Linked DNA regions of Mus musculus: region 2 is linked to region 1. The links are chromatin loops, found by intact Hi-C in ENCODE. Cell type or tissue: left cerebral cortex. All regions are shown on one strand. Each heading gives the region's core, and the rest is flanking DNA. Links, peaks and the distances in the headings are about the cores only.

Evidence for each region. Hi-C counts contacts between places; a loop is a spot of excess contacts. Peaks named below come from ENCODE experiments on the same cell type or tissue, not always from the same donor. Only the 100,000 strongest peaks of a DNase experiment are listed, where the experiment ranks them.
Region 2: it touches region 1 in a loop (4-fold over the local background); 26 of 42 quality-filtered maps call a loop at or near these places.

Annotation. Positions count from the first base shown.
Region 1 is chr7:68,489,662-68,504,703 of GRCm38, reverse strand. It overlaps Gm34549 (a long non-coding RNA gene), which reads right to left. Exons shown (of 3, transcript XR_391569.2): 3 at 13,807-13,967. Among named protein-coding and RNA genes, the nearest start is that of Gm34549, 9.1 kb to the right of the region's middle. In left cerebral cortex, for the core only: no CTCF peak of the experiment used is centred there; DNase peaks (open chromatin) are centred at 9,250 and 11,404.
Region 2 is chr7:68,374,700-68,389,741 of GRCm38, reverse strand. No RefSeq gene overlaps it. Among named protein-coding and RNA genes, the nearest start is that of Gm16158, 29 kb to the right of the region's middle. In left cerebral cortex, for the core only: no CTCF peak of the experiment used is centred there; no DNase peak of the experiment used is centred there.

The sequences.
Region 1 (15,042 bases), core at 4,463-12,462:
CTGCAAGCACGAGTATTTTGGGAAAGCTGAAAGATAAAGATTTACAAAACGGAGTCATCAAATCTTCTGTGTAAATTCTGTATTGCATATGACTCGCATTAACCTGTCAGGAACAGGCATGTGTCATCTTTGTCACATGAACCAAGCTTTGTCTTTCCCATCAACCCTGCCAAAAACACTTCCCCACTCATTCTCCTAGAAAATTCAGTCATCTTTGGAAACACATTTGCATGTTCCAGAGTCTTAGTTGGTTCCCTCCTTTTTCTGATACTCTTCAAGCAACTTTCCATACACCTCCACTGTGGATTGTGTCTCATACCAGAGTGCCTACTTATTTTGAAATCCCTCCATGATACTAACTGGCAAGAATACGCCCTGCCTAGAACAGTGTCTGTATTGCAGTAAGTGACCAATAAGAATAAAGATTGTAACATGAGTCAAGCACTTAGCACAGGTTCTGGTTAATGGCCATGGTGGGTTAGGCAACTGCAATAACAGATATAGGACCTGTTCTTGGGTCATGTGTGCTGGGAACAGACAAGAGATACAATGATGACTCAAAGACACCTACCCAGGCCCCTAGTTTGGTGGTGGCATTATTTCTGGCTGAAAGTAGGATTGGAGAAAGAAAAGGACAAATTTGAAGACTGAATTTTAAATGTCATATGGTTTAAACACCCATAAACTCAGGCAAGGATATGTGGCCTGTTGGACACAGCAGTGTGGTCCAATTCAGAAATATCAACTTGAAGATGACAGAATGAAAAAGGTACAGAGACTGGGCAAAGCTGCGGGTAAGGAAACTGACTTGGGGTGGTTTTGGGGAACCACCATGTCAGTAACAAAATGAGAAGTGTCTAGCAACTAAATCTATCGACTTTTCTTGCCTACAGAGACGGGATGTTTTTAGTTTTTAATTTTTATTCCTTTTATTGATATTTTCCTCCAGCTACAGAATCAGTGGTTTCCACAATGTATTCTGCAGAAAAGGATCAGCTTCACTCCAGTAAGCATCATTTCACTTATTTATTGTCATAGTTTAACCACAAAAGCAGCTTTGCTCATGTAAATATACCAGATTCGTAGATAGTAAGAGGCAGTTATGTGCTGTTCTGGTACCACCTGTGAACATTCATTATTAAGTCCCTACTTTGCCATCAACAACATCCACATTCACATCCACAGACAGCAACATCAAATAGCCCCAGTCCTCCTCTGGTTTGTTTGCTTGGTTAATGTTATGGCCTGAGTGTGCACTTCAGTTTAAATAGCAAAATCTTGCCAATAGAGTGTTGTTCCATGTTCCCCTTGTCCATGGAGATCACATAGATTCCAGGAGTGCTGGATAGTAATTCCCCCGCAGCGTTGCTCAGCGGCATCATTCTCAGGTCCTGGCTTGCATTCTCAGATCAGGAAATCTCATGGAGTCTGGGATAAGCCTCAGGATTTGGCTCTGGAAACTGGGTCTTTCTCAGATGACCTTTCACTTTACGGTAGGGAATAGATGTCTTAGCCTTTAGTTCATACTGAGAAACTCCTACATTTATCCTCCATCCTCAGGCTTACATTTGAGAGACTAAGTATTATCCTTGCTTGCGTTTGCACCACACAGCTAGTTAACAATGAGCACCCCCTTAGAATGGGTGAGTACTTAACTTAAACCAGTACATTTTGTGAGTTTGTCGGTCTCTCCCTTTTGCCTCACAACTACTTGCATCTCCTAGCACCCAGGTGACAGTCTCTAAATACTTACCCAATATGGGAATGGGAATGAGAGGATATATTTGATGGGGAAGAGAGGTGAACACAGAAGAAAGTGGGAGGGGTAAAGGGAAATAGCGTGATACAAGAGATATGATAGGGGAAGCTGGAAACTTTTTATGGTAGGGGAAGGTAAAGATAGAAGAAGGAGGGAAGTAGGCAAGATAGCATATCTGAAAAGGCCACAAGGATTCATGTTATTTATTATTTACCTTTAAAAACCTATAATGGTTTTAATTCCATGCATTATCAGGGCTGATAGTGCTCCCTCCAAAAGCCAAAACCACCTGATAAATACCTTCAATACTAGTTTTTGATCATGGCTATCGAACAGACTTTCAAAACAGAGTCTATTGCTGTTACTCTTGGTTGTACCACCACCACCACAGGTGAAAGCTAAGTCCCTATTACTGAAATACTGTGCACTTAACAGGGCCCATGAGCTGAAACTGATATGAATGTCTCTTCCCTGATGACAAGCTTTCATGGTACCAGAAGGCATCATGCAAGCTTCTAAAGGAGGGAGGCAAGCAACAGTCCTACCCCGCTGTGACACCTCTGAACCCATCAACAACCAACCCTAAAGGTGCAATGGTGATATGCATACCTTGGCAGTAACCAACTGCTCTCTAAAACTTCCCTATCGTTGGACTTAAAACCAGCTCAACAATAGGGAAACTGTGCCCAGTACTGGAATCCTAGCTAAGTCCTTGGTGCTAGTGAAGTAATGGTTATTGGAGAAGACTCTACAAGCATTAATTTTTAAATCAGCATAATCCTTAGCAAAAACCTATAAATATTTGCCTTTATACCCACAGATAGGTATAGTCTTCACTTGTCATCAAGGACATTTCTCTTTGCAACAGAGACCACTATAGAAAAAAACAATCAATACACAGAGTTATGGGGTCCAGTGGGGTCCCAATGGATACATCTATGAAACACCCCTACATGTGAGCTTGAGGAACAAGGTGGAAGAGGGGTCAGAAAGATTGTAAGAGTCAGAGGATCGAGGACTTTGCTGTTGGATTGGACCTCCTAGTAACATCAGAAGCTACACCATTTACTACATCATTTATAATCTCACTGAAATAACTGCCCAAATATAACCTGAATAAGGATGATACCAATGAACATGTCAAAGTAGACGACTGGGTGGGAGCAGTCACTAGACTTCAACCCTACACAAAGAGCTATAGACAATTAAGGAAAGCGGGAGCAGATTAGGTGGACTTCCTCAAGGAAGAGAGCATCAACTTGTTCAGTGCCAAATAGTCATACCTGAAAACATGCATATAAGTAATAATACATATTATGTGTGTGTGTGTATGTATATAAGTATATACATACATATATATGTGTGTGTATATATATATAAGTATATATATGTGTGTGTGTGTGTGTATTCCCAAATATAAACGTATATGTGTGTATATTATGTAGATAATTTCCCAGATATATAAAAGTTAGACATAATATCATGTTCTTTAGATGTTCAGCTTAAGTTAAGTAATATTTAAGGAGCTGTAAAAAGCTTTCAACAATGTTTGTGTGCATTTCTTCCCAGGAAGAACACCGTGCCTGTAGTAACAAGAGAAAAAAACCCTGTAAGAGACCACAAAAGAGCAACTCTCCTTGAACAGTTCCTAAGTTTGTTGTCACTAGACTACCAAGAAAATCTTCTATAAAGATGAGTCCTTTCAGAGAGAGGCAAGATTCATGGTCATGTTTGGCAGTGTCTGGCAGAACGAGGTTGGCACCATACAAGTCTGCAATTGCAAATTGGGCAAGTTTTGTTGAATTCCTTAAAGCCAAGTTTCTCTGTTGCTGTGGAAAATAAAAAACAAAACAGGCTGAGCCAACATGGGGAAGAAAGAGTTTACTTGGTTCACCCACCTGACCGGTCTCTCATTAAAGGAAGTCAGTGCAGGAACCTGGGTTCTAGAGCTGATGAGGAAGCCATGGAGGATGCCGTTTACTGTCTTGCTCCCTATGGCTTACTCAGCCTATTTTCTTTATACAACCCATCCTTTCCCTCCCCCCCCCCACCATCTCTCTTTGTATAGGTTTGTGCGTGTGTGCCTTTATCTGGTTTCCCATCACAATAGTTTCTTAATTTAATCAATCACAAAACTGATTGTACATGAGATGATAGAACAGCTGAGATGTGATATCTGAGAATATCACTGAAGAGGAGGGAAGACAAGAATAGATAAAGTAAAATCAGCCGTGCTCACTCATTATCAAAGGCCTAATGACCATTAGAACAGAGTCAGTTATTCTCTTCTGCCTCTTGTTTATTTTCAGATATACAAGAAAACAAAAACAGATCTCTAAGAGCCAACAAAACAGAGGTAGGTCGGTAAGAGCCAGAGGGATTTATGTTTGTGATCCAGTGCATGAGCAAGCAGGAAAAGTGCCTGAGGGGTGCACAGCCACCTAATCTTCCAGGAGAATGACTTCTGGAGCATTCGCAAAGACAGGAAATAGCAGGAGGGAGGCAGGTACACTCATGAACAGCACCCAAGGACCAGCAATGGGGCCTCCAAGTCTAAGCAAAGAATCTCATCTTTGGACCTTGAAGTTCTATAAAGGCTGAGAGTCCCTTTTAGCTAGTAAGAATAAAGGGACCTGGGCTTCTACCTTGTCCTGCCACTAAAGCGGACATCAATTAGAAGAGCAGCTACTCTTTACATTTCAATTTTTTGACAAATGCAAATATTAACAAAGTGACTTAGCAATCCCCTTTTTCTTAAAGGAAAGAGAAAAACTCTTTGTAGTTGGTAATGAAACATCCTAATGAAAAGAAGTAATTTGGAACCTGTGATGGTTGCTATTGACAGGACCTAGAGTTGCCTAGCAGACAGAGCTCCACACTCCTGGGAGGGGTTATCTTGATTAGGTTCACTAAGGTGAAAAGATATGCCCGAAAAATGGACACAGCCATGTCTGAGATCCTGGAAGAAGTGAAAGGGAGAATGCAAACTAGCGTCCATCACTCTCTCCTTCCTGACTGTGCACACGGTGTGCTGGACTGTGCCAAGGACTCACCTCCCTGACTTTCTTATAATGGTAAACTGTGTCTCTAAAACACCCCAACCTTCCTGAAGTTGCTGTTTTCAGAATTTTTTATCACAGCAACCAGAAAAATCAACTGATCCAGAACTAGAAAGGCCTTAATTTGTGTCTGACTCTGACTGTTACCCTGGGCAGTTATCGTGAGGCCTCTGGGCTTCCTTTTCCATATATATGTTGTATAATTATGAGAATAAAGCATGGTGCACACACAGCCTTTATTGAGGCACATTAGATCCTCAAAAGAAAATATCTAGTCGTCAGTACTTGATGGTGGTGCTTTCGGTGAATACCACAGGACTGTGAGCTCATCAGGAGGCAGAATTGATCTTGAATGATAAGAGAGGTAAGATAGTCAAGGTAAGCTTTGATATCAAAAATCCAGTTGGAAATACTGCCCTATATTAATGCCTGTGGGTAATACTGTACAATTTGGTTTCCCTCACACCCCGAGGCTCATTTCTAACTTATCAAAGATATGTGAGGTGACCCTCACCCCAATGCCCTCTTGGAAAAAGAGGAGCCCTCCTCTAGGAAGTTTATCAAAACAGGACTAGTTCAGAAAAAGGTAGCTAATCTTCTCAAAAAAGTGTGGTCTGAAAATTATCACTCCCCCCAATTTCCTAGTAAAACCACAGTATTATTTTTGATGTTTGGTTAAAAAAAAAAAAAAACTAAATTCACCTCTTATGTATCTGTGTTCACCCAAGCATTTCCACTTGCAAAGAAAAATGGAGAATAATCACCTCATTCTTTAAAGTACTTTATTCCAAAACACTAAAATATTTCCCAACATAATAGACCGACTCACAGTGGCAAACAGCAGTTCAATCTTCTCTAGAGATTGCCGTAATTAAAAAATTGCTTCCAAACGAGCTGGAGGACGACCTCCTCTTGGTAATAGGGTGGCCTCTGTACTTCTCATAACTATCTTGTAATTATCATCATGCTAGATTATCATAGTTTATCGCTTAGTAACAACAACAATAAAGCCAGAAATTAGAAGTAAAGGGAACAAACACACACAGGCACAGGGACAGGCACAGGCACAGGCGCACAGGCACACAGGCACAGGCACACAGGCACACAGGCACAGGCACAGGCACAGGCGCACAGGCACAGACACAGACACAGGCACAGGCACAGGCACACAGGCACACAGGCACAGGGACAGGCACAGGCACACAGGCACACAGGCACAGGCACACAGGCACAGGCACAGGCGCACAGGCACAGGCACAGGCACAGGCGCACAGGCGCACAGGCACAGAGGCACAGGCACAGGCACAGACACAGACACAGGCACACACTCATACTATGGACAGCCTTCTCCCTGAGTTTCCCTGCTGCCTCCAAAATGTTAACAAATGTTAAGACCTGACACTTTTTCTTGAAACATTCTAAAGCACTGGACAGATGTACATGGGTATTTGCTAACATGAATGGATAACAAAATGACAAGAAAGTAGTCAATTAATTTAAAGAAAAACTCGGAAATGTTAACTCCTAGAATGCACTTGGAGCTGCAGAGTCTCTAGGTACATGAGAATAGACTCCCATTCTCTTGCTGTGAGGCACTCTGGCTGGCTAGAACCACATGCATTCATAGTGAATGCCAGCAGTGAACTCTGGGTAAGATATTCCTCCTCGTTCCTGACCCAGTGCCGTGTGACTACACAGAGGTAGCTTGCAAGGATGGAAATGGAGGCAGTGTTGGTAAGGACCATCCACCCTCCCCATTTCCTCTTCTCTCTCTTTCCTTCTCTGCCAGCTTTCTGCTTTAGCCATCTGTAAATGGAAGAAGGAGCCACCTGATGGATAGGGAAAAAAAAAAGCTTGACTCTGGAGTGTGGCTGGGAAGGCATCCTGTGAGATCCCTGGCTTTCAGAACAGCATCCTTCCTATCCAAGGGAACAAACCCAGCCCTGCCATATATCTCAATATCTTTGATGACATCTTCTGTTCTCAGCCTTATGCCAAAGTCTCATTGAAGTTAATTTATTTTCTTAAACATGACACTCAATCACTGACAATGAAACTTCACTGGACTTATGTACTCTTCTACTTAACTTAATGAGCAGCATATCTTCATGAGAAGAAAGCAGGCAATTTCTATTGATATTATTATAGAGAAAACTATGGTAGAAATAAAGAAATTTAAAGAAAATTAAAATCAGAGGGCTATAGCTGGTTTTTAGTGTCCCATTTGGAATTTCCTTTGCACTAAATGGAAATACATACACACACACACACACACACACACACACACATATTGTCATATGGGATCTCAGTGTTCATGTAAAGCTTAAATATATACTAACATTCTAGTCTACAACCGAGAGGTAAAACAAAGCCAAGAAGAGCTCACAGCACTTGGAGCTGAGTCCTTGGAGCTGAGTCCTCCTCACCCTATCACAGACACTGCTGAGGTCTCGGCCCTTCCTAAAGTCTGAATTTCAAGGATGCAGCAGGACATCTGGGAACAGCATTTCTCCTTTGCTGTAGGCTGCTATTGTGGCTGTCACGGTTTGACTCTGACATGTTTCCCATGGGCTGTTGAATTCTTGTTGTCCAACTGATGGTGCTAATTTGGAAGGCTGTAGAAGCTGTAGACATGAGGTCCTGTTGGGGAAGCAGATCACTAGGAATGTGTCATGGAAAATTCTGTCTAAACTGTGCCTCCCGTCTCACTCTTCTACCTCCTCCTCTCACAAGATGAAGAAGAAATGCCCTACACTTGGATGAATGTTCAGTTCTGCCCCAGGGTGTGGAACCCAGTTACCATGGGCAGAACCTGTGGAACTGTGATCAGAATAACTTCTGGGTCATTCAGAACTGGGATCAGAACTTCCTGGGTAGTTTCTGTTGGATCTTTTCGTCATAGCTACAGAAGTCGCTAATTCAGTGGCAAATGCCTGCTCTAACAGTTGCGTCCTGAGAGATTCTGGATGAAGCCATAGGCCCTCTGAGCTGTTGCCTTCTTCTCTATAAATCACTGAAACCCATTTAGATACCACAGCACTGTGGGGTGGAGGGATGTGAAATCATCCCACGATGCCAGGCCTGTGGCACAGGTAGCATCCTGCAGAAGCTCCTTCTGTGTTTATTAATGGCTTCTCACTATACAAATGGGAGTGATGGGAACAGACAGCCTCACTTTGTCCCAGTCTTAGCTCTGATGTCAGTTGAGGTTTTTTTCTTAGTTAACTAGATCATTATTTGATGTGAGGGCCAACATCTCTCTACCCTACAAGACAGTGTGAGAGCAAGATGAAGCACAGTGAGCTCTTTGTGAGCTGATATCAGTTATTGTATTTTAGCGACTTCCATTCATTAAATCCCAGAGTGCAAAGGAATGAGTGACACAAAGGAAAAACACATAGGAATATGTGAGAAGGCAATACTGAAGGAGCAGTCTCAACAGCACAAACTGAGAGTGCCCTTTACTAAGTAACATATACCCTCTGTCTGTGAATAGACCCTTTCTTCAGACTACGGCTATGTGCTTATGGACAGATGTGCATTATCTCAGAACACTGTAATTTTCAAAAGTCAGAGTAACTTTTTATCAATGCTCCTTCAAAGAACCTGCTATGAGGCTTGCTCGGAGTTTTCAGTTTTCAGGTACCCACCATTCCTTCCATAATTGACAGTTAGTAGGAAATTTGCCTGTGGGTGTCTCTGCTCAAAAAGGAGTGATCTCGTGGTCCCGTGTGTGATTTTAAGACTACGTGATCTATCTTCTTGCCAGGCTCCTTCTACAGTCACATCCACATCCTCAGAACAATATTTGGGCTCACCCACACGGAGGACCTTGGTGTTTCCTGTTCTATTTGCCCTCTTGAAATTTTACTTTCAAATCTATATATGTCCCCCACCTTAGATAGCTTGGCAGGAAGAGCTTCTTTTCCTTTACAAAAGGAAAAAGTCTTTGAAGTTCCCATTTTCATCTGTGATTCAGAAACCTCCCTGTCCACTGAAAGTAATTTTAAATTCAAAGAGAAGCCTGTTTGATGGAGCTCTGCCTGGTTGTGTGTGTGTGTGTGTGTGTGTGTGTGTGTGTGTGTGTGTGTGTGTGTGGTGTCAGGGAGGGAAAAACTTTTAAAACACACACACACGCACACACACACACACACACACACATATATATATATATATATACACATACACACACACACATATACACACACACACACACACACACTGTAATTCGCTAATTCAGTTTCACACTGTTCAAGTGATGCTTGCTTTGAGTTTTGACCCTTCAAGACCTTCATGGCTTTATAAAATTACCCATTTCCACTCAGATATGCCGCCTTGGAAGCCATTTCTTCATTATCAGTGAGATGAGTCATGCCGTCTGCTGCTGCTGTGGTTGTGAATGGTAAACTCTGCTAATTGGCAACCACAGTCCAGAAATGTGTAGCCCACTTGAAGAATGTAGGGGAGGATGGAAGAACAGCATGCCTGTGGCAACCAGAGAAAATAATGATGACGTGCAGGAGGGGCAGCGGCCTGATGTCTGCAGGGTACCAAAAGCTTCCGTATGTCTGTCTTGCTTGCCGGGGGAGAGATGTCCTTCCTGGCAGGGTGCAGTGTCTGAAACTATACAAAGCTATCTCTCAAGACCTTAGCAAAGCCCTAAGAGCAAGCTCTTCAGACCACACATGAGGACCAGTGAACAGGCATAGCCAGACAGGAACACTTGTAAATGTCCTGTGCATGGTGGATGAGCTGCAGAACCTCCTAGGTCCAAGCGAGGTACCAGTGGTCCAGCACTGCAGACAAAGGAACCACAGGTCTCCCACACCAAGTCAGAAAAGTCAGACTTCATTCAAGCTCAGAACCAACAACAGGATAACTGAAAGGGGGTGGCAAAGGCAATGCAGAAGAGGACAGTGTCACCGGGAAGCCTGTGGGAACAAGAGGGACACACAGGTACTCACAGGAAGTTGTGTTGTTTAGCACCTGGCATCCAGCCGAAGCTCCATGGTACATGAGTGTGTTTAGTCTAGTGCTACAGTGGTTCTTATTGAGTCACGACTCCTTCAACAAACCTCTGTCCCCCAAAATATTAACACCACAACTCATAACAGTGGCAAAATTAAAGTTAAAAAGTAGCAATGAAAATAACTTTATGGTTAAGGGTCAGCACAACATGAGAAACTGTATTAATGGGTCACAGCTAATGCTAATTAGGAAGGTTGAGAAGCACTGGTCTAAGATCTGTAGTAAGATTCAGAAAGCCCCAAAATGACTCCAAGTGTTGGCCATGGTACGTCTTTGGAGCACCAGGCAGCAGCCTTAGTGAACCATAGTCCTCAAAAGGAGTGTCTTCCAGGAAAGGTGCTTAAAGTGAAGACCCAGGACTTGGGGGGGTTCAATTTTATCAACATCCCCACCAAAGTTTCTGCCACATTCATACTGGGGTCATGCCATCCCATTTGGACCTATTTTGCTTCTACCAAGACTCAGTTAGGAAACTACCTTTCTCTTAATTTTGGGGGGGGAAGGGAGAGTATACAAAATCTACAGTGGGATAAATAAATGTTCTATGTCTCCCAAAACTCAAATGTCAACACCATAGTATTAGAAGGTGGTGCTTCAGAGAACACTGCAGTATGGTAATGAGGTCCATCACATACGGGGCTAGTGCCCTTATGCAAGAGACCCCAAAGAGTTCATCAGCTGCATGGGAGCCATTGGGAAGCTAGATTAGAGAGAGTACTGTCCCCAGAACATGACCACAGACAGAGTACCTTGATCTCAGGCCACAAACTTCCATAACTCTGGGAAGCAGAAGTATATGGTTTGTAAAGACAGTCCATAATTGGGCTCGGTGCATATACAGACGCACTCAGCAAGCAACAATCCTGACGGTCAGCACCTAAACACATCCCATATGAACTTTGGAATTTGTGAATCCCACATCATGTCCATCAAGGTCGACGTGTTCAAGGCTAGCCACTGGGAGGTGGTGTGGAAGTGGAAGCTAGCAGAGCATCTTTAGGACTCACAAAGGCATGTGCCCTTGAAGCATGTGACTCGCCTTCCTCTGCCAGCATTTAGTGATCAGCTTTTGCTCGACTTCATGACTCCACAGCCATGTGATGCCTGCTCAGAGAAACAGGGTTAAACAACCATGAACTGAGATCTCTAAAACTGTGAAATAAAATAAGGTTTTTCTGTGCCTAAGTTGGCTGCATGGGGGATTTGTTACAGCAACAGAACACCGATGCAATGATGGGGCATTTTTAGTGTCTGTACCCTCAAAGATGATAATGGCGGGGAGGGGGCAGAATCAAGCAAGTAGATAATTATAATGAGGGGCAACCAAGGGGGGATTCAACAAGAGCCAAGCATGTGCTCTTGAATGGATGGATCTAGGTCACCAGACATTCTACAGGGAATGGCCACAGGAGTCAATTTCAAAACCTTCGGCAAGGGAAGGGAAGCAGCAGAGGCATGAGCCACAACTGTGTAGAGCTAAGAGGGAGAGACTGTGTCAGGGGATGAATCACAGATACAATGCAAATGTGCAAGTAGGCTGTCATGATCACACACACCCAACATCTAGCATGTGGGTATATGCCAGCCCCTTACCAGAGTGTGAAAAGACAGATACAGTCAACAAATGGTAGCAGGTTGATGTGGGATTCCCATTCCCAGGGAATGTTTGCAAATGACGAAAGGGTGAGCGTGCAGAAAATCCAATGTGGACTCTTCCTGCTTCCATGGACCTTGCTGGCTATAGCAGGAAGCAGAACTGTACAGCCATGTCTCTCTCTCCACCCAAGTTCAAGCTGGGTCCAGCTGTAGCTTCTTCATTGTCTCTTCCTGCCTCCCTCTATGGTTCAGGACCTTCTGCACAAGTACAAGGCATCCTTCTATTGCACATCATGGCCTCCCTTAGTTCTGGGCCTTTAATAATAATTCTTCTTCTTCTTCTTCTTCTTCTTCTTCTTCTTCTTCTTCTTCTTCTTCTTCTTCTTCTTCTTCTACTACTACTACTACTACTACTACTACTACTACTACTACTACTACTACTTCTTTATCTTCTTCTTATCTTCTTCTTCTTTATCTTCTTCTTCTCCTTCTTTTCTTTTTTTTTTTTTCTGAGACAGGGTTTCTCTCTATAGCCCTGGCTATACGGGAACTCACTTTGTAGACCAGGCTATCCTCGAACTCAGAAATCCACCTGCCTCTGCCTCCCAAGTGCTGGGATTAAAGGCGTGTGCCACCACGCCCGGTACTTCTTCTCCTTTATCTTCTTTACCTTCTAGTTCTCTCTCTCTCTCCTCTCCCCCACCACCCCACTCAGCACACCTTGCTGTCATCCCTACGGCATCAAGTGAACACCTACACAAGCTGCAGGACTTGGCTTCAATGCTCCTCCAAAGGATGCTCATCTTCACTAATCCAGGCAAGAACCCATGTCCTATAGTCCCACACACTGATCCTATGACTGACCCCACCCCTCTGCCCTAGCAGCATCACTATGTTCTATTTGGATAGGTCTTACTCATCGCACTGTGTTATGGGCCTGCCTTATCCATCTCTCACCTCTGCCCAAGCACATGCCCGGAAACAGGTAATAATGAGTAGAAAGTGAAGTCAATTGCTAGTATGATGCAAATAAGGAGAGCAAAGAGAGCTTGGGACATTAAAAGAAGCATGTGACAAAGAAGATGATGGGCCTTCCCTTCTTGTTTACATGACTGTCACATAAGATGATGGTCAAGAATAAAGACAATAAAAACTGCATTCTCCCAGGAACTGGGTGCACACTTAGCGTAGAAAAGAAACAAAGCAAGCATGGGCTCCTGGTGCAAACAAGAGAAGCGTAGAAAGGTGACTGCATAGTGTCTTCTACGACTCTGTCCCTGAAGGTATTCAACCCCACCCTTCCAGACCCCTAAGGACAGTCCCTGCGTCAGCTTGCCTACAGAAATTTTTTCTCTTCCAACCTGGAGGGTATGTTGAGTCTCCATCTCCCTGGCTCTTGGCCTCATTGGCTAGAAGAAAAGCACCCTTGCCTAAGTTCTCAGAGCTTCTACCTGTGACTGGCAATGGCTGGGAGCTTCACGCAGGAGCTGACCACTCAAGATGACGGTTCACTCACTCAAACATTAGATGAAATGCTCTTTGTCCCCAGTTCTTGAGGAATGCCATTTCACAAGAAGAATGGACTATCGCAATCCACATCTGTAAGCAGAAAAGTGACCACACACAGAGCATGACTGAGAACAGCTGTCCTTGACATCTCTTGGCCCATGAGGACTGGATGGGGGGTGGGGAGCATGCAGAGATGTGTCCTCCAGGGTGTGTGACTGGGTGGGGGAGAGTATCCTGCATGCAGAGATGTGTTCTCCAGAGTGTGTAAGTGTGTAAGTGAGAACATTGTGCCAGGTCCTGATGGGAAACTGAGGCTGGAAATCACAGGTACTCTCCGTGCTCCCTCTCTCCCCACTATTGCACAAAAGCCTCAAGCCCCAGACCACATTCCCCATTCACAACCAACAGCACACATCCCTCCCCAGACACCAAGCACCATTTAAACCCCCACAACTGTCTTGCCCATGTCCCTCTGAGTGTTGCTTTTGTCTGGAGCTAGTCCACTCAAGAGTCTGGGCCCTGACCATGTATCGTTCTTAGCCTCCTCCTGAAGGGTTAAAAGGGTCTGTTCGACTCTAACACCCATTTCTGCCTCCCCACCCTCCTCCAGGGCCTTCCATGCCCATTTGGAGCAGCCTGTAATGCACACCTCCATTCGATTTTCCTTACCCAGCTTAAAATGGCTTCATTCTAATTACCGTTTCCGTTTTCTTATATTTTCCCCTTGGGATGTCTCAATTAGTGTACTTTTTCATGCCGCCTGTCACCTCTGAGATGTAAGGTGGGTCTAACTCCATCCAAAACCACACATACACAAAATAAATGAGGAGCCATTCTGGGCAGCCAGGCCGAAGGTGGGGTTGCTTTACAAACTAGCACACCTTTAATTGATGATAAATGGACAGGAAAGTAGCCTTACTAATACAGCAGCCCTGATGTGGCCGTCTTGCTGTGTCCCCTCATTACTCAAAGGCAGGGAAGCAGCAGTCATGCGCAGCTCAGTCCTGGGTGAGGAACTTCCAGGGAGGGAGAGGGAAAGAGAAAGAAAGCGAGAGCTAATTAACAAAGTAGTTCTGGTCAAAGTCAGAAATTAACTCGCTCTTTAAGACCATGGCTGAAAATGTCATTTGTCTTCCCTGTAATTACATTTATAGGTAATTACACCCACGAATTCAGCAAGTTAAATGAAGGCAGGACTCTCTCTCCCCTATTGCATAACTCTTCCATTCCAATCCTGTCAAAAGGCTAAACAAAAATAAAGGTGTCTGCCACCGTATATTTCTTCCATTAATGAGTGTCTCGTTGTCTTAAGGCTCCTCTGGAAAGCCATGGCTGTACATCTGTGGGCTGTTCATCTCTCTGCTCCCTTGGGAACCCTGAGTTCTTATCTGAATGTCTCAGAGCCTAGAGATACAAAGAAGACACATTGGACTTAGGAGTATTTCCCAGCCATTAATGTCTTCTTTGGTCTATAAAGGCAAACTGTCAAGGACAAGGAGCAGAATCACATGCAGCCCTATGCCTCTGCCATGCAATAAGTGCATCCCACTCTTTCATCCCATCCAATGGGATTTTTCCATTGTGCAGTCTTTTCTGGTCCTTGCCTACCACTACTTCTCTAAGGATAACTGGGAGCCAAAGCAAGAATGTTCACACATAGGGGTGGGACACACAGGGTTAACTCAGTTCTAAATGGCAGCATGCATGTGCCCCTGGGATCTCAAGACACAACCCTGAGCTTGGCAGCAGCCTGGCTCATGTCCCACCATACAAGCACAGGGCAGAAGCCAGGAGAACACCTTTAGATTTCAACCACTCATGGAGGATCCAGAGCACTCCTCAACCAGAGTAATAAATGAGTCCTTCAGTCAGTCCAGGGGATACTTCAAGGGTTGCATTCTCTGGAGATAAGAGAACTGCTAACTCACATTTGGGGTTCCCATCTGTACCTGTTTTCTTCACTGTTCCCTCTACTCCTGCCTTCTCTTCAGTGTTAGGCTGTCAGGATTTCCTTGTCCAGCCCACCCACACCTCTTAGACCCACCCTGTTTCTGGTTTCTCCTTTAGCCTCTCTCTTGCCTTTATAGGTTC
Region 2 (15,042 bases), core at 3,688-11,687, 110 kb after region 1:
CTGCTTCTTCCCTCCCAGGGATGAGGTTACAGAGCCACTCTTCCAGGGTCTTACCACATCTGGCTCATGCAGTGCTGGGATGGAAAACAGGGATTCCTGCCTGCTGAGAAAACACTCCCCAGGGAGCTTCGGCCCCCAAGAGGCCACAGTCTAAGTACTTTACCTCAGCTTCCCCTGGAAGTCCAAAGACAGCTTCCAGCAGCAGCCCTCCATGAAACAGATGGACAGGATCATCATGGTAGGTAGAATGGAAGTTTTCTGATTGGGGCCGAGGCGAGTCATATATGATGCTCATCCAGGACTTGGCTCAGGATGCTTGGTCACTCTCATGCCTGTGATGCTGTTTTTTTTTCTCAACTAAACCCCAGGCCAGATCTGAAGTGAGCAGAGAAAGAAGCCAGTGTGTGCTGTATGGTACCTCTTGCCAGAAAGAGGTCAGTGTGTCAGGGAAATGTCTGCAAGCTGGTCCAGACAAGGCCAGCTTCCTCCATCTCAGCTCCCTTCACCAGCCATAAGCACGTTGAAGGTGTTTCTGCATGCTCTGACCTTAAACGATAATGAGGTCAAGGCCACGGTCTCCAGGATCTTGTCACAACCCTCTGTCTCACAGCCCTCAGAATCCTCCTGTTGCAGTGCCCTTGCCGCATCTTCTCCCTGCCTCCCTGCTTGGCCCGTGGCTGTTTAAGAGCTGAGATGGCAAGCAGAGCCTCCCTTTTTACCATTGGAAGAGAGCCTTTGCACAGTCTTGGTGCTCAGGAGCACTGTTGGGATTTAGGGTGTCTGTGGCTTCAGTTTATCGAGCCCTGCTATCTCTCAAAACACTTGCAGACCAGAAGAAACCATGGTCAACGCGCCAGGATTTCTGCATTCAAAGCCACCTTCCCTGTACGTTAGTGTTATTGATCACCCACACCTTCAGGCCTGACAGGTAATCAATAGACCCTCTGACCCAGATATGTGACTTGGCCCATCGGGGCTCTAAAAACAAGAAGCGAACATGGCAAGTATGGTTGGTGGTTTTCATACACGAGAATTACATTTTTTTTTAATTCCCCAGAGCTGTAAAGCCGTTTCTCCTCAAATTACCCTAGACATCTCAGCAGCGTAGAATCAGAGAGTCCTTTTCCACTTTTCCTGCTCAATAGTTCTGCCACCCAGCCCAAGCTATTACAAGCAAGTGACAGGCCCAACTGTGGAGACATCTAGTCGTGCCCCCAAAAGAGCTGGGATTCTATCTCACTGTGTCTTCAGGACAGGGGCATTCACCTTCTTGGTGAGAGTTGTGGGGAAAGATCCTGGGTGGGAGTGGCAGGGACTTGAGGAGCCAGGGGGACAGAAGCCAATTCAGCCTCTGCAAGGGATGAGGGTGGAATGTCAAAGCTCTTGTTACGGTTACCTTCAGAAACAGAAAGCTAATTCTAATGACATTGGCCTTCAAGCTGCAGATTTAATAGAATGTAAGGGTATAAGATGTTTAGAAAGAAAAAGAAGATGAACACCCCTCAATCTATCTCCTTTGAAACACAGCACCCTCACTAAACCAAGAGTCACCTCCTTACTATGAATATGCTTCTTTAAATAGATATACATATATACATATGTACATACACATATATGTATATCTATTTAAAGAAGCATATTCTTTAATATATATTATATATATATACACACACACACACACGCGCGCGCGCGTGTGTGTGTGTGTGTGTGTGTGTGTGTGTGTGTGGTTTGTGTGTGTATGAACATATGTGGGGTGTGGGGAGTGGAGGGGTGTGTACAGGAAAAGAGAAATCCCAAAGGTACCATAGGTATTGAAGGAATGAATCAGGACAGCTCACATCGAAACCCAAGCCCCACCTCCCAAAATAAAACCCAATAACTAAAAGATTTTCAGCAATACCACATATATTCAAGTTAATTCATTATGAATGAATAAGTGGTGAATGAAGTTACTAAATGAGTGAAAATGTAGAACGCAACTGTGGTGGTTGAACAGGTATGGCCCCCAGAGACTCATGTGTTTGAATGCTTGGCCCATAGGGAGTGGCATATTAGAAGGTGTGGCCTTTTCTGGAGTAGACACGGACTTGTGGGAGGAAGTGTATCACTGTTGATGTGGGCCTTGAGGTCTTATATGCTCAAGCTATGCCCAGTGTGGCACACAGTCTCCTTCTGCTCCCTGTGGATCAAGATGTAGAACTCTCAGCTCCTTCTCCAGCACCATGTCTGCCTGCAGGCTGCCATGCTTCCCACCATGATGATAATGGACTAAAGCTCTGAACCTGTAAGCCAGCCCCAAATAAATGTTTTCTTTTATAAGAATTGCCAAGGTCATGGTGTCTCTTTACATCAATAGAAACCCTAAGACAGCAACAAAACTAAGAGCATCAGCAGGCTACTGTCCCCAAGGGTTACACTCGGAATAAGAGTCCCCTTTCTTCATCTCTCCTCTACAGAATAAGAGTCCCCTTTCCTCATCTCTCCTCTACAGAATAAGAGTCCCCTTTCCTCATCTCTCCTCTACAGAATAAGAGTGCCCTTTCTTCATCTCTCCTCTACAGATCTGCAAAGCAGACTCACTAGGTACAGTTAAAAGAAAAACATGGAAGCTGCACCCAGAGCTGGATTCAGATCTTGGTTCTGGCAGCAAAGTGAGTCTGTGAAAACCACTTTAACTGTTTGTCATTCTGTCTTATCATGTGAAAATATAAAATAAAAAAAGAATACAGTATTGTTATCATAGGAAGAGATAAGACTTACTCAGAGCCAGATACACAGCAGTGCTCTGCAAGGTGTGGTTATTGCTAATATTAGCCAAGCCTCTCGACAGAATGTGGCAAATGGAGCTGGAACGTCCATTTTCAAACCAGGAAGGATTTATCTAATGAGCCAAGACCATTCTGAGCTATCGGATAATGACTTCTGCTTCCTTCTCCAAAAGCTTGAAACAAATTCCACCTTCCCAGTGAGCTGACTTCGGAAAGTCCCTCAAAAGAATGTGAGATAATAAGACAGACAAAGGGAAGCCATCGGCTCCGTGGAAGCGCAGGTACGCTAAGTCCTCAGTTGCTGGAAATGACATCACCACCTATCAGGATATGCCAGGTTGTGCTGCAGTAGCAAACCATTCCAAGAGTCTGTGACTTAAAAAAAATCACAACACATGCTAAGCCTGAGAGCACAGAGCTGTAACCTCACTTCTCGAGAGGATGAGGCAGGGGGACCAGAAGTTTGAGGCCTCCCTTGATAAGGCAACTTAGTGAGACCCTTTGTCCTCAATACACATCCTTCACACACCATCTAGGAGTCTCCCCTCAGGGTTCTGGGTTCTAACCATGTTATCTTAGGTGGTGCTGAACAGCCAGCATCATGGTCAGGCTCTAGAGGGTTTCATACTGACAATGGAATGTGTGCCACGCACAGATGACATGGTCCATGCATGGTCATTGGCCTGAGTTAATCAGTTGACACCAAAAAATGACAAGAGGACCAAGGAGTGCACTGCACCCATGCGTTAGAATAGGAAGACAGGAATCAATATTAGGTGGCACTAGTGATCACTATTGTTGTGACAAATATTTAACAAAAGCCACTTAGAAAGGAAGGGTTTATTGTGGCTCAGGATACAGTCCATCATAAGGAAAGGAAGTAATGACAGAGAAGGCTGGGGAGACCGGTCATGGTGTGCCTGCAATCAAGAACAGAGAGTGGAAGCTTCCTGGAAGATTCCAGGAAAGCTCCAATCCCCATTGGAAGGCCAAAGAAGCAGTCAGTGAAGGTGATGCACTCACCACCAGAGAGCAAAGGAGATGGGGAAGGGTGGCCTTGTTTCTCCCTTGGACCTCTTTTGTCTGGGTCACTGACAGAAGGCTCTGCCCACTCTGGGGAAGAAGGGCTTCCCTGCCAGTCATTATTTCCAGGAAATAACTCACAGCCCTAACTAGACTGGTGTCTCTCAGTTGAGCCCAATCCAATAAATTAACAACCAATGTCAGCTCTCCCAATCACAGAATACCATAAACCAAGGAGACTGCTGGTGTGCTCTGCGCAAGCCAGTTGTGACCCCAAGAACAATAGGATCACCCTGTCCCCCAAGTTCTAACATCTCAGAGTGCAAGGGGGCATTGCGGAGCACAGTTTGGAGTTGCATTTAGCAAAGCACGAAGCATCTCAGACGTCCTTACTACTTACTCATTTGAAAGTGGCCCATGTCCTTATCCCCATTGACCCTCCAGATCCACAGGTTCTGAATCCAAAGTTTCAGCCAGCCACAGACCGAAACCATTCGGAGTAGGGGGAGTGCTGCCCCCCACGGACTCAACATATACTGAATTTCATTTCTTGATATTGTTCCCTGAACGACACACAGTATAACGACCATTGACAGGGCATTTATATCCATTACGTATATATCCGTTACGTAGTATGTATCACCTAGAGATGGTTTAAAGCAAACAACATCCATGTAGGTGAGTTATATACAAATTCTACAGCTTATAAAAGAGGCTCAAACATCCACTTGGCATCCAGTCCCCTGTAGCCTCTGAGGGACCCTTACCACTGGACAACCCACATCACACCATGGTACTTACTGCCTGTGTTAGGCAAGAATGGCGTGGAACCCCTTGAAAATGAGGATTCTTGGATAGAAGTGGAAAAAGGACTTCTCTCCCTAATTCTGAAACTATTTTAAAAACGTACAAGGCAGCAGAATCCCTCTGAGCGCATTCCCCTGCCCAGCTGTGTATTTAGAACAGCAATCCTGGCCGGCTTGGTCAGCCTTCGAGGAGTCAGGACAGGACCTCATTGTCCAGGTCAAGTTCATTAGAGAGCTAATTAGTGCCTTGGATGCAGGATCTATCTGTAACCTTCATACTCTGTGACCCCAGTAAGCTCAACTGGGGAGCCTTTCCTCAGCAGCTATAAGGTTCATTGATCCTGAAGATGTCTTTGGTCTCTAGAGGGCTCAGACCCCTGTGGCTGCAAGATTTCCAAGGGAAACCCAAGCAAGTCACAAAGGCCTATGTCAGCACAGGGTGTGGTACTGAAGAGGGAAGACCAGGACAGTATGAGGCCCACAGTCAGGGGACTTGGATAACCAAGGAAAAAGCTGACCTTTACCCAGCACAGTGCCAGAGAAGGAGCTTAGCAGAGATCAGGCGTATACATATCTAGGGGATATCAGTGTGATTGTTCCTCCAAATGTTTGTGAAGTGGTAGAAAAATCTGGAGAGCCCAGAGTGGATGCTCCCTGAGTCCTGTGAGCGGCCGCATGTCTGACCCTGAGTGTTAAATGATTGAGCAAGTGAAGGCGACAGAGATTTGTGATTAAAAGCAAGAACAAGAGACAGATAAGAGAACGGAAGACACTGGGAATAAATGAAAGCCAAAAGACGAGGGGACAGCGGTTCCAACAGGGTGAGTCACCTGGCCAATCCAGAAGACAAGGCTGTGCTCTGGGGAGTAGGAGAAAGTTTGGCCCAAATAACCAGGTATCTCAAAGGCTGGGGGGACTGTGTGCCTTAGGCACAGGGAAGTCACTGTAAGGACCTAGCAGAGATACAACAGGATGGGGTGACTTACGTTGGCAGTTTGTCTGTCTACGCTAGGGTGAACCAACAGGGGAACCTTCAGACTACATTCCCTGAATGTACAGACAGCAGCATTTACAGCAGGAATTGCTTTTCAATATGCCCACAATGGCTTCAACACTGCCTCTTGCAGAACCTGATGACTCTTTCCCAACACCTGGCTTCTAAGAAGCTGAATGAAGAGACAATATGGAGTCTGGTAGTGAAAGCCGGTTCTTCAGAGGCCTTGCCCTGCCCCCTCTCTAACTATCTGGAGAGGCCAGCTGCCCCATCTTGGGAACATGTCAACATGGAAAGATGCTGTGTGAAGATCTGAGGTCTCCTACTACAACTCAAGAAGGATAGAGGCATTTCCCCACAGCCATGTGGGTACACCAACCTGGAAGGAGATTCTCTAGGCCCAGTCAAGCTTTCAGATGACTACATCACTAGCAGACATCCTGGACTAAAGCCTCATCAGATATCCTGAACCAGAACCATGCAGTAAAGATGCTCTCCAAACTCCTGGATACTCATAAGCTCTGTGGCACAGCAAACCATCATTTCCAGCTAGTGTGTGTTAGCCTAAGTTATAATGTAGCAATAAGAAGTAACAAAATGAGATACTGTGGTTGAAAGAGTTGAAAGACAGATGAGCATCCATAATGAGTTCTGATGCCCACTTCTGGGGTGTCTGAAGACAGCTACAGTTTACTTACACATAGTAAAATAAATCTTTAGAAAGAGAGGGGTGGGGAGGGAGGGAGGGGGAAGGGAAGGAGGGAGGGAGGGGGAGGAAGGGAAGGGGGAGGGAGGGAGGGAGGGAGGGAAGGAGGGAGGAAGGGAGGAAGGAAGGAAGGAAGGACGAAGGAAGGAAGGAAGGAAGGAAGGAAGGAAGGAAGGAAGGAAGGAAGATGGATGAGCAAACAGGAGATGGGAGGCCACCTTGGCGAAGTTTAGGAAAGTCACATGGTAGGCTAGACCAGGGTAATGCGGACAGAAAGGAGGGGATCCTCCCATTTCTGACAAAAAAAAACACTTAGAGAGCTCAGAGATTTGTTGACCATAAGGCATGGTGAGATGCCTCAGTCGGTTAGGCCACTTGCCACCAAGCGCCACTACCAAAGTTCAATCTCCAGGGACCCATAAGGTGAAAGGAAAGAGTAGGACTGACTCTGACAAGGTTCTTCTGGCCACTATCTACACACTACATACACCGTGACTCTCACACACACACACACACACACACACACACACACACACGATTTTAAAAAGAAAGTTACAAGGATGATCGCAAGGCTCGGAGTCTGAGTTGTGGAAATGCTTTCAGAAATGGAAACCACGCCGATCCACTACTTCTCACCGTGAACCCCGCCCATGGCTGTCACCACTGCCAGCTTGTGTACCTGGAACGGTTTTTCCTTTTAAACGATATGCTTTTTACAAAAGCAGTCTCACTGGCCCGGTTTCCAGACTCGTAATTTCAATTATCAGGATGGCCGAAGCATGTGTTTGGAGACATGAAGTTTCCATTTTAAGGTTCTGGGTTTTTCAACACTTGTAATTACTCCCCAGGTAACTGAGGAACTTGAAACAGGCCTGGCATTTTTTTTCCCAATGGTCACATGAACAGATAAAATTCCCTCTAGCCACAGCTTGTAGCACTTGAAGCAAGCATGCACTGACCACGGCGTGAGCTCGCGTGCAGCCATGCACTAAACTCAGAGCCGCCTGTCAGAATCCCCAGATGAGACCAAGCAGCAAAGCCTCATCGATCCGCCCATCAGCACCTTGGAGCTGAGCCAAGAGAAAGGATCTCAGCTGGACAGGGGGAGGGGCAAGCGGAGGTGTTGACAGTGTCTCCTGTGATGGGTTCCTAAGTGAGACTGTGCCCTGATGTCACAGCGGGTCTTCACCAAGTGTCAAAAACAGCCAAGCACTGGGCAAAAGTCACTTGCACTCTCTTCTTTCACTTTGAGACAAGGTCCCATGTAGCCTGGGCTAGCCTCAAACAGGCTATGCTGCTGAACATGAACTTGAATTCCTGGCCCTCTTGCCTAGCCTCCCAGGTGCAGGGATGGTGTGCACTTCACCACCTCAGCTGACCTTCCTCCCTTCTGAGGGCTTAGAGAAACACTGAGCAAACATGTCCACTCACAAAGGAGATAAACATCAGGCCATTGCCACCAGACCATTTCATTCTGCTTCGCAATTGTTCCAAGCTGAAGAAAAATTGGAAAGAGAACCACTGTGGGGTTTTTTCCATTCCTCCTTTCTTTCTTTCTTTCTTTCTTTCTTTCTTTCTTTCTTTCTTTCTTTCTCTCTCTCTTTCTTTCTTCCTTCCTTCCTTCCTTCCTTCCTTTCTTCCTTCCTTCCTTTCTTTCTTCCTTCCTTATTCGCAGATACCTCTGCTAAGTTTTACAGGACAGTGCCGTTCAAGTTTGGTTATCCACAATAAATCCCTGTGATATGAAGGTGATTATCTCCTGGCTGGAGTTTCATTTGATCAATTACTTCCCCACAACAGGAACGTGCCAACACCCATTCTGCCCTCTGCCTAAGACCTCTGAGCAGATCCTGTGTAGACACCGGGACCATCTATGCCAGTTGCACTGTGGCCATGTGCTCATCTGTGGGCCTCCTTCACTGACTGATGGCTTTCAGCAGGACACCAGTTAGGCTCAGGGGACATCCTGCAGCATCTGGAGACATTTTTTTCCAGACTGGAGGAAAGGGGTCTAGAGAGACCGCTCAGTAAGCCACAGTGTTGATTGTGTAAGCGTGAGGACCTGAAGTCAATCAAATATCAGCACCCAAGTGAAAAGCCAGCCAGGGGCATGCACACCTGTAACCACAGCACTGTTGGGGGTGGGGACAGGAGGATCACTGGCACTTGCTAGGTGGCAGTCTGGCTCCAGATTGGTGAGAGACCATGCTTCAAAGGAATAAAGCAGAGACCAAAAGATCAGAACATTTGGTGTCCTCCTCTGGACTCCAAGTATCTGTACAAGTGCATGTGCCAGCAGATACACAAGTGCACAAGTGCGTACACAGCGCACACACACACACAAGCACACACACAAGCTAGAGGGGGGCACTACAGCATCTAGTAGGTAAAGACAAGAGATGCTATGAGGCATGTTGCAATGTACAAGGCAGTTCCTTGACATAAAAGAGTGTCCATAATTATAAACATGCTGAGGACAACAAAAGTAATTATGAACTCCACACAGGCAGCTACTTGGGCTTTGCCAGCTTGCTATCTGTCTCCAGACCCTAAAACACACCAACTGCCTCATAGCAGGTGAAGGAGGGGAGACAAGAAAGAGGCAAAAGAGAACTGGAGAGATGGCTCAGTGGTTAAGAGCACGGACTGCTCTTCCGAAGGTGCTGAGTTCAAATCCCAGCAACCACATGGTGGCTCACAACTATCTGTAATGAGATCTGACACCCTCTTCTGTGGTGTCTAAAGACAGCTACAGTGTACTTATATATAACAAGAAGTAAATCGGGACCCCCAATGAAGGAGCTAGATAAAGTACCCAAGGAGGTATAGGGATCTGCAACCCTATAGGAGGAACAACAATATGAACTAACCAGTACTCGCCCCCCCCCCCAGCTTGTGTCTCTAGTTGCATATGTAGCAGAGGATGGCCTAGTTGGTCATCAATGGGAGGAGAGGCCCTTGGTCTTTCGAAGATTATATGCCCCAGTACAGGGGAATGCCAGGGCCAGGAAGTAGGAGTTGGGGGGAGGGTTTGAGGAGCAGGGCGGGGGGAGGGTATAGGGGACTTTCAGGATAGCATTTGAAATGTAAATGAATAAAATATCTAATAAAAAAATGAAAATAAATAAATAAATCTTTGGGCCAGAGCAAGCAGAGGTCCTGAGCTCAATTCCCAACAACCACATGATGGCTCACAACCATCTGTACAGCTACAGTGTACTCATATGCATAAAATAAATAAATAAATCTAAAAAGAATAAAGAAAGAAGGAGGCAAAAGAAAGAAAATGGGTAGACTACAGCACATTCACTAGGTGTATACATACACACACACACACACACACACACACACACACACACACATTGCAGGGTCTATGACTCTCCTGTCCCTGCTGGCAAGTGACCTGGGGTGATCCCATCCAAGCGACCACTACGCCAGCTGAACTACGCACACACATCTCGCCCAACACTTCACACAATGTTCCTCCAAACCCCTTCTATGTGGCCTTCAGAGAAAAACCCCCTGACTCCAGAGAGACATCATGCCATGCCAAGTCAGCTTACTGCCCCAGCATCCACAGCCAAAGCATCTCCCAGGGTTCACCCTTGATAACCATGGTGCAAGGGATGGGTATAGAGAAAATCGGTGACAGGCCTCACATTGGAAGGCTGAGTGCTGATGAAGAGTCCAGCAGCTCTGTGGCCACATTGGTCATGTGACACGTACTCTAGAAAACCCTAAGGAGCCAGAGTAGCCTTGCCAACAGATTCTGTAGTTAAGCCCTCCTCCTGTCTAGGCATGGGAAGTGTCTACACTACGTCCACCATGTATTACCACTATTGGTGCTTTGACATTGAGGCCTTTCCCTTCCGGGACCAAGTAATCCTTACAGAGTCAACAACTTGCCCCCAAAGTAAACTAACCGATGTACACCCCATACCCATATCCCCCTGGGCAGCTCACTATTCACCTGCAGTAATCACTCTAGTACCAGATGTCAGATGTGGGACAGCCCAGCACCTCAGAACCCCTGGCTATCACCCAAACGGACCCCCAAAGTCTTCTTGCCCCCCCCCCTTGCCTTCTCTTTCTGCAGACACCATAGATAATGACCTGGCCACCTCCTCCCCTCATGTCCAGAACAGCTATTTATAGAAAAATCACAGTCATGTGTCTACATCTGCCTATCCTACCATAGCTGGTTAAAACAAACCCCAAGTGCTCAAAATGCCAAACCTGTGCCCTTGGCCATAGGGGACAGGGTTGCTGGCCTGAGCTCATATGGTACCCATGTAGGCTTAGACCACAAAGGCACACCCAGCCCTCTGCCTCCTGGTATGCCAGCCCCTGTCAGTGATGGCAGCCCAGGGAGGTAGGGACACTATGCTCACACTGACTTAGAAGTTGCACACACTGTCCTCCTCTCCTGGATCACAGAAAAGTCTTGGACCAGGTAAAGGACCCAAACTAACCCGATAGAGCCAGATTTGAACCCTATCCGTAATGTAATTGTAGGTTCTCCATCTACTGCTGGGCTGCCTTCCTGCTGGGCACTGCAATGCATCAAAAACAAATGAGCCGGTTTTTTTTTTGTTTGTTTGTTTGTTTGTTTTGTTTTGTTTTGTTTTGTTTTTTCCAGGAACCAGCAAGGACCACACAGAAAGTGTACCAGTAAGGTGTGACTATTCTATCCATCCCAGAGATCATGCACAGTCTACTGTCCACAAACTCTCCCGGGTGACACCCAGTTATTGGCCAGTAGTGGCTTCTTTGACGACAATGGCGTTTAGCAGACCAATTGAAGAGAGGTGGCCCAAGGGAACCTTGCAACTGTTCCCTTGAAGCCCAGCCCTGGCAGAGCACACTGTGTAGTGTTTACAGCCATGCAACTGAGCCATGAAGGAGGTAAAGGGTATATTGTTTGCAGCCCAGCTGCTTTTAGGGGAAGACTTTATAGTGTGGCCCTGGCAGTGGGGACAGGAAACGGGGTCTGAGCAGCGTGGGAACCCTCCTGCTTCTCTGGTGCCTGAAGCCAGCAGGCTCATTAAGGTTTTCCACCATGGCTGAAGAGAAAAGCATTTTCCAGAGCACTCTTTGAAAAAAGAGCCACCTCCTGATGTTGCTGCCTCTATAGTCCCCACAGCAGCAGGGAAAGTTAGAAGTCATTGTCTTTAAGTTTGCTTCTTAGGCGTGCCTCACCCCAGGGGAGTCAGGTCTTTTCCAGTAGGTTCCAGTAGGGTGGTGAAGACGTGCCAGACAAGTTCAAAATAAAAGAACATTAATTTTGAATTGATTTTATTGTAAAGTAGAGTATGTGTGTGTGCATATGGGTGTGTATGTGAATGTGCATACATACATGCACGTACCTCTGTGTGTGTGTGTGTGTGTGTGTGCATATGTATGCATGTACATATGTTCATGTGTATGTATATGCATATTGTGTGTGTGCGCATGCGTTCATGTGTGTGATGGCCATAAGGGCTCTAAGTCACGATGCAGAGGTCAGGGGACAACCTTCAGGAGTCAGTTCTTTCCTTCCACTGTGGATTCATGGGATAGAACTCAAGACACCAGACCCGGAAAGTGCTAAAGCTAAAACTTACCCCACAAAGTCTTCTCGCCAGCCACTCCCCCTTTTAAAGTTTAATTTAAAATAAAGAACATTCTAGTTCTGGAGAGGCGTGGGGGAGAAGAATCCTATGTGCAAACAAATCAACGTCACAAAGGAAAAGGGAATGTTTTCATGTTGGTTCTTGCAGACCAAGGGAGCAAGGAGATGTCATAGCTCTCCTGTGCTTTGGGGAGAGGGAAGTCGGGGAGAGAGAGCTTGGGGGAGAGGGAGCAGTGGGGGGAGGGGATGCTCTACAGGGCATACATCAATAGACCAAATTAAAGCAAAACAGAGGGTGAAAGTGTTCATGACAAGCCCTGCCCTGTGACACGTGACTATGAAAGACTGCAGTCAGATGTGTGGTGCCTTCCCGGTCTGTAATCCCAGCGCTTCAGAGGCAGAGACAGGTGGGCCTCTGATCTGGATGAAGGGTGTTGGGAGCTCTGTGTAGCACCTACATCTTGGAAACTCTTGCAAATTTTAAACGAATTCCAATGTCTTTAGGTTCATTTCCAATCTAACCTTTGGACAGAGGCAGAGAACTTTCCACTGGAGGGTAAACTTGCATCAAGTTGAGATCAAGTAGGATATGGGTACCAGCTTAGAACCCAGGGGAAGTTCATCACTCATTCCAAATGTCTCCACCCCACACTAGGGCCTAGAAGCTCCAGCACAGTCTGGAGCTTGTAAACCAGAAGAGATGAAGAAAGCAGACCAAGGCATCAGCCTCGATCCAGCTTCTCAACAGACCAGCAGGTGAATCCCACACACCCAAGAGCAAATGTGCTGCAAATCGGGCTCCGTGGGATTTTATAGGGAGACAGGGGCATTCAGTTTTCTTTAAGGGCTGACCACTGGGAATATGACCATGCTCCAGTGAGAACATGGGCAACACAAATTAGACGTGGGTTTTTTTTTCTTCTTTTTGGGGGGAGGGGGCCTGGGAGGAGTGGGATGGGGTGGGATGGGGGTGAACTGTGTTGGAATTCCCAACTAGTCAATAAAAATATCATGTTGAAAAAACAATGAGGACTCAGGCTTCAAAGCTGTGAAGGAAAAGAAAGGACAGTAAGGGACTGTAAGGAAGTGCTGCCTGTGCCCTGGTCTACTGCCCTGACCCTACCTGCCCTTGGGGGTTGGAGGTGAGGTCATGATACAGACTTCAGAAGCAGGTGAGAAACAGTGCAGCAGCAAACTGCTTCCAGCTCCTTTAATACCCTCCACCCGTGCCCCATTGGTCCCCATTGGTCCCAAGAAAGCATCTCTTCTAAACAGCAGTTCCTGATTGGCTGGCATTGTCTGCATCCGCAATCCTTGGTCTCTCAGGCAGTCCTCCATTAGGTCCTCCTGCAGGAGATGCTTTTGCGGCTGTGCGCCCCGCCCCCCGGATTTTACATAGAGGTGGCCCCTCTGTTCCTGCTACAAGAGAGGACAGTGGGAGCTGATGAGGAGCAGACCCAGAGACATAGACAAGTCCTGCACTTGGGGGATGTGGTAAAGCCAGGGTGGGAAGTGGGGGAGCCGAGTACAAGGATGGTCCTGACAATCGTGTTGGTGGTAGTGTGGAAGTGTTGAGTCAGGGCGGGACAGGGCATAGCAAGAGCCAAGTGGATGTCAAGAGTGAAAGCCCAAACTGGTGAAACTCACAGAGAAGAGACTACTGTGTGGCTGGCACCCGTGTCTCACCGCCCTCCCTCCTCCCTCCTCATCTCTCCTCTGATTAGCCACTGCCTGATACAGGGGTCTTCTTTTGCCCCCTCCCCACCTCCCTGCGGCTCCTGGTAATATGGGAAGTTCTCCTCAGAGGATCAGCCTATCCTAAAGACATGGCGGCCAGCCAGGTCTCTCAGGGAGCTGGGGATGGTGGGAGCATGGTAGAGGGGCTGAACCCCTTCTTTTAATCTCAGTGTTTGCTTCTGTGAGCTGGTATCCTTCCCCCACCCCCACCCCCACCCCCGGGCCTCCCAGGAACCCACAGGGCCCGCAGAGCCCATGGGGCCCTAGATGGAGCTTCCAGATGCACAGCATGTCCTGGGGCCTTGTGGCTCCTTTGTGGCCCAGATGGCAATGAGTGGAGATGAATCCCGACAAGCCCTCCAGCAGGAGAAGCCTCCTCCACAGGGACACCAGGGCTTCCTGCAGCCTCTACTACTTGATCCTTGAGGGCAGTGGCTTTAAGGGAGAAGACATAGAATCAGGCCTGTTTGAAACCCTACCCCTTCTATGGGACTGCAAACCCCTTCAGCTCCTTGGGTCCTTTCTCTAGCTCCTTCATTGGGGACCCTGTGCTCCATCCAATGGATGGCTGTGAGCATCCACTTCTGTATTTTCTCAGGCACTAGCAGAGCCTCTCTCTCAGGAGACAGCTTTATCAGGCTCCTGTCAGCAAGCTCTTGTTGCAAAGGATGGCCTAGTCGGTCATCAATGGGAGGAGAGGCCCTTGGTCCTGTGAAGGTTCTATGCCCCAGTATAGGGGAATGCCAGGGCCAGGAAGCAGGAGTGGGTGGGTTGTGGAGCAGGGGGAGGCAGGAGGGGGATAGGGGATTTTCGGAGGGGAAACTAGGAAAGGGAATAACATTTGAAATGTAAATAAAGAAAATAGGAAAGAAAAGAAGAAAGGAAGAAAGAAAGAAAGAAAGAAAGAGAGAGAGAGAGAGAGAGAGAGAGAGAAGGAAGGAAGGAAGGAAGGAAGGAAGGAAGAAAGAAAGAAAGAAAGAAAGAAAGAAAGAAAGAAAGAAAGAAAGAAAGAAAGAAAGAAAGAGGAAAGAAAGAAAGAAAGAAAGAAAGAAAGAAAGAAAGAAAGAAAGAAAGAAAGAAAGAAAGGAAAGGAAAAGGAGGGAGGGAGGGAGGGAGGGAGGGAGGGAGGGAGGGAGGGAGGGAGGGAGGGAGGGAGGTCTGAGAAAAAAAAAAAAGAAGAAGCCTGAGCCCTGCCCTCCCTCCCTCCCTGTGGTTCAGGCCTGAGCGTCCAGTGTTTCCCATCTGTGAACCGGACACTGTGTTCTCGTCCTCCTAGCTGCAGAGAGGCTGGATTCCATGAGGTAGTTTGGGTGGGTGTCTTTATGCTTATTACTATCATGGGTTTGTCACTGAGTCACCCAGCAGCCCCCTACAGCCCCACGCTCAGTCTCTGCATC